2 separate regions of the Homo sapiens genome follow, and region 1 is linked to region 2. Evidence: read pairs that join two places in POLR2A ChIA-PET (ENCODE). Cell type or tissue: Panc1. All regions are shown on one strand.

What was found. ChIA-PET counts read pairs that join two places held together with the same protein. Peaks named below come from ENCODE experiments on the same cell type or tissue, not always from the same donor. Only the 100,000 strongest peaks of a DNase experiment are listed, where the experiment ranks them.
Region 1: POLR2A ChIA-PET joins it to region 2 with 12 read pairs; 3 of 35 experiments call an interaction of 5 or more read pairs at or near these places.

The regions. Positions count from the first base shown.
Region 1 is chr12:48,999,807-49,002,306 of GRCh38, forward strand. It overlaps PRKAG1 (protein kinase AMP-activated non-catalytic subunit gamma 1), which reads right to left. Exons shown (of 12, transcript NM_002733.5): 12 at 2,468-2,500. The region is part of intron 1 of DDN-AS1 (DDN and PRKAG1 antisense RNA 1); the gene reads left to right. Among named protein-coding and RNA genes, the nearest start is that of DDN, 1.7 kb to the left of the region's middle. RefSeq lists an enhancer at 1-234. In Panc1, no CTCF peak of the experiment used is centred here; no DNase peak of the experiment used is centred here; H3K4me3 peaks cover 391 bases.
Region 2 is chr12:49,254,020-49,256,519 of GRCh38, forward strand. It overlaps a transcript of TUBA1C not described here. Among named protein-coding and RNA genes, the nearest start is that of TUBA1C, 9.8 kb to the right of the region's middle. RefSeq lists an enhancer at 2,441-2,500. In Panc1, no CTCF peak of the experiment used is centred here; no DNase peak of the experiment used is centred here.

The DNA.
Region 1 (2,500 bases), 250 kb before region 2:
GTGCAGGAGGGGCTGGCCCACGGCTGGGGGGCTATTTTTAGCGGCAGTGGCTGTTCGGGTGCAGAGATGAGATGAGTAACCAGCTCCCATGCGGTGGAGAGAGGAGGCGGTGGCTTTTACCAAGCTTTTGTGCGACTCTGAGGGAGAGCTGCCTTCCCTAAGCTCAAAAAGGGTGACCCCTACACCCGTATCTCCTTGTCAGCTCAGTGCTGCAGCCTAGGACTGCTGGTACAGCAGGACACAGGCGTCTGCCTTGGCCACCCAAGCTGCCCTACCAGTTCCATTCTACATGTTTGTCCTTGGGCAGCCAGGGAGCCCTCCCACAGCAGCAGGCTTTCACCTCCAATCCAGAAGCCAGGATTTGGGGGTTATATTGTTCTGTGCCCACACAGCCTGCCCAGCTTTATGGAGGACAGAGTAAGTGCTTATGCACTCTCACCCTTCCAGAGGGGGATGGAGGAGAAATGATGTGTTTGCTTGGCAAAACTAATCCCCTAGCAACTGAAATGATAAAAGTGGCCTTTATTTTTTTCAATGTAGAACTCCCCCTCACCACCACCACAATGCCTAGTTCACTCAGTCCCCACCTTAAGTGGTGCTCCAGATGCTCACCTTTTGGGCTGCCTCTGTCCTGGGGGGCTGTTGCTTATATCCACATGATCCCTCCTCCTAAGCTTATACCAGGTGTCCCCTGATTCACCATGGTAATGTTAGTGGCAGCACAGCCCACGCCAACCCTTCCATGCAGAGACTTAGCAACCATGCCTGGCAACCATGGCAGCAGCTTCAGTGGAGGGGAGCAGTGCAGAGAGAGGGGAGAGTGTGTGGGGCATGGTTCCTCGGGAAGAAGGGATAATTTGCCTCTCTGGAGAGGAATAGGTAAGAATAGAAGCTTGTGAGTCTCCCAAATTTCATCCCTTGTCTCTCCCTCAGCTTCATCCTCACACTGAGACGGATAGGTTGGGTTTTAGAGGGAAATGGGAGAAGCAAGAGTTCCCAATTAGTTTTCCACTAATGTACATGGAGCCCTTTGGGTCCAGACCCTTCCTTTTAAGGGGATGGGGAACAACCAGAAAGGTTGTGGGGCAGAGACTGACAGACTGAGAAACAACTCAACAAAACCAGGTCTCTGCTCCCTAACACAAACCTTTAGAGAGAACGCAAACATCCCGTCCCATCCACCCTACCCCCCTTGATTCCACACACCTGCCAGCTGCACTGATGACTTGACTCGAAGATGCTTCCTTCCACCCTAGGTCCCACTAGAGTCCTGAGGCTTTTTAAAGCCCTTGCCTCCTCCCTAGGCAAATCTTCCTTAATGAGGGAATGTGACATAAGGGGCCATCTGTCCTTTCCACCATGTGCTTACCCTCCTGACACATAAACATACTCTAATTCTAATAACTTGGAAGCCTTCCTCCCCCAAGGTTGAGAATGTGCTGTGAGAGCTGTAAAGGGGTGAAGGCAGAAGCAGGGGCTCCTCCACAGCCATGATGCAACACTGAAAGCTGAGCTCTGATGAGGGCCACCTTCTTTTTTTAAAATAAGCTTCCTCAGGTCGAATCTGATGAGGGCCTTGATGCTTTTCCCTGTGTTCCATCAGGAGAACCCAGTATGCCCTGGCTGGAGGGTTATCAGAGGGGTTAGGCACTGTGGGGCAGGGGCAAGGAATGACTCCGAAATTGCTCCTGGCTTGGATGGGAAACTGTATCATACCTGCAAGGCTGGGGTGAGCTGGCACCCAAATTTAGCTCATACTCCAGTCTAGCAGTTCTTCTGATGTTGGGTGCTGACTGCTGTTTGGGTCTACATGCTTTCAATACAGGGAATGGATCTGATGGAGTGACCACTGCCCTGCTGTTCTCCCACCATCCAGCTCATTCTCACCTTGGAAGAGGCAAGGGATTTGTAGGTTTAAAGATAGTGCTGGCCGGGTGCGGTGGCTCATGCCTGTAATCCCAGCACTTTGGGAGGCTGAGGCAGGTAGATCACAAGGTCAGGAGTTCGAGACCAGCCTGGCCAATATGGGTGAAACTCCGTCTTTACTAAAAAATACAAAAATTAGCTGGGCGTGGTGGCGCGCGCCTGTAGTCCCAGCTACTCAGGAGGCTGAGGCAGGAGAATCACTTGAACCCGGGAGACGGAGGTTGCAGTGAGCTGAGATTGCGCCATTGCACTCCAACCTGGGCAACAGAGTGAGATTCCATCTCAAAAAAAAAAAAAAAAAAAAAAAAAAAGATAGTGCCAACTCAGCAAAAGCCAAACAGTCCAACCTTCCCCAACTAAGAAAAGCTGATAATGGTGGCAGGATTCTCTGCCCAAAGGAGACCCTCAAGTCTGTCTACTCGTGTGTGTGTACGTGTGTGTGTGCGTACACACGTTATTATTATTGTTAATGACCAGTTGAAGAAGCCATATAAAGTAGGAAGGTAGTACCCATCAACTGTAAAAATCAAACACTGCAATATCGTGAAGAGATTCCTGTCATTTAATTAGATTT
Region 2 (2,500 bases):
CAGGAAGGGGAGCCGGGTGCGGTGACTTACGCCTGTAATCCCAGCAGTTTGGGAGGCCGAGGCAGGCGGATCACCTGAGGTCGGGATTTCGAGACCAGCCTGACCAACACGGAGAAACCCCGTCTCTACTAAAAATACCAAATTAGCCGGGCGTGGTGGCGCATGCCTGTAATCCCAGCTACTCGGGAGGCTGAGGCAGGAGAATCGCTTGAACCCGGGAGCTGGAGGTTGCGGTGAGCCAAGATCATGCCATTGCACTCTAGCCTGGGCAACAAGAGTGAAACTCCATCTCAAGAAGAGAAAAGAAAAAATTAGCCGAGTGTCGTGGTGCACGCCTGTAATCCCAGCTACTCAGGAGGCTGAGGCAGAGAATCACTTGAACTTGGGAAGTGGAAGCTGCATCATTGAACCGAGATCATGCCACTGCACTCCAGCCTGGGCAACAGAGCGAGGCTCCATCTAAACAAAAAAAAAAAAAAAAAAAAAAAACGGGAAATGAATTGTCAAATGAGGATATATATAGGGTGAGGTATGGAAGGCTCCTGAGTGCAGCAGCTTCTGTCCTTTGAGTGTAGTGGAGCTGGGGTGCACAACCCTCCTGCAAGTGGATATGTTCTTGTTTACCAGTTTGGAACTCTGGGAACCCGGTAGTTTAGGGATTTTTATGGAGGCTTCATCACGTAGGCATGATCAGTTTTTAACTCAATCCCTAGTCCTTCTCCCCTCCCTGGAGGATGGGGGATGTGGCTAAATTTTCAAGCTTCTAGTCATGACTTTGTCTTTCTGGTGACCAGACCCTATCCTGAAGCTATCCAGCAAGACACCAAGAGACCCTCATTAGTACAAAAGATGCTCCCATCACCCAGGAAGTTCCAAGGATTTAGGAGCTCTGTGTCAGGAACTTGGTGCAGAGGCAAAACACATATATTTTTTTTTTATTTTTTAAGTAGAAACGGGGTCCCTCTGTGTTGCCCAGGGTGGTCTCAAACTCCTGAGCTCAAGTGATCCTACCACTTCAGCCTCCCAAATTGCTGGGATTACAGGCTTGAGCCACTGCACCTGACCTCAGGCTGTTTTAGAGCAAGTCTTATCCTCACACCAAATGCAGATGGAGAAACTCACCCAAAATACAACTACGGACCTTGCCAAGGTTACTCTATTTAATCACACTATAAGCCAGAATTCCTAGTAATTATAATGGCTCTGAGAGTTTACAGTGAATAGTCTAATTCAGTATTTTGTTATTCTAATCTTTACTTTCCTTACTCTGCAGTGCTTTTCCCTTTGTATTTTATCTTGTCCTTGTCTTTAAAGGTCAAAATGATTCTGTTGCTTGCTAAGAAACCAACTACCACTTTCCCCAGCAGCTGAACTTATCTTTAAAAAATATATATATATATATATATATATATTTCTCTGATAGAGGTCTTGCTATGTTGCTCAGGCTGGTCTCAAACCTCTGGACTCATGTGATCCACCCACTTGGTCTTCCAAAGTGCTGGAATTACAGTCATGAACCACTCTACCTGGTAGATTCGTCTTTTCTTTTTGTTTTTCGAGACTGAGTCTCATTCTATCACCCATGCTGGAGTGCAGTGGCGCAATCTCAGCTCACTGCAACCTCCACCTCCCAGGTTCAAGCGATTCTCCATTCTTGTGACTCAGCCTCTGGAGTAGCTGGGATTACAGGCGTCTGCCACCACGCCTGGCTAATTTTTATATTTTTATTAGAGACAGGGTTTCACCATGTTGGCCAGGCTGGTCTGGAACTCCTGACATCACGTGATCCGCCGGCCTCAGTCTCCCAAAGTGCTGGGATTACAGGCGTGAGCCACCACGCCCAGCCAGATTTATCTTTTTAGGCTTCCATAGCAATGTGCTTGAGGCTAGGGCGTGGTGGCTGACATCTGTATTCCCAGCATTTGGGGAGGCTGAGGCCAGTGGGTGTGGTGGCACGTGCCTGTAGTCCCAGCTACTTGGGAGGCCCAGGTGGGAGGATCACCTGAGCCTGGGACGTTGAGGCTGCAGTGAGCTACAGTGGTGCCACTGCACTCCAGCCTGGGTGAGAGAGTGAAACCCTGTCTCAAAAACAAACAAACGAACAACACTAAAAGAAACTAGTGTGCTTGGGGTTAGGCCCTCCTGGCCTTGACCAAAGGCCATGAAACCCCCAATGCAACTGAGCAAGTGAGCATCAGCGAAACAGGCTGTGTAGCTTGTCAGGTGATCTCTGTTCCAGGATAATTTTTTTTTCCTCTGAAACAACTTTGGTTTATTATCAGTCATTTCGTGCAGAGTAAAGAGAAAGAACAGCGTGAATTTAAAATTTGTTTCTTTGTTTTGAACAAAAATTATTTCTTCTTTTTCTTTTCCACAGTGTGTGAACCCAGCTCTGTCCCTTGGGTTCCGTACATATAAATGGAGCAGCTGAGGGAACTGGATAAGAAGTCGATTTTGTAGTTACAGGCTGTTCCGTATCACCCATTTACAAGGTCAGTGG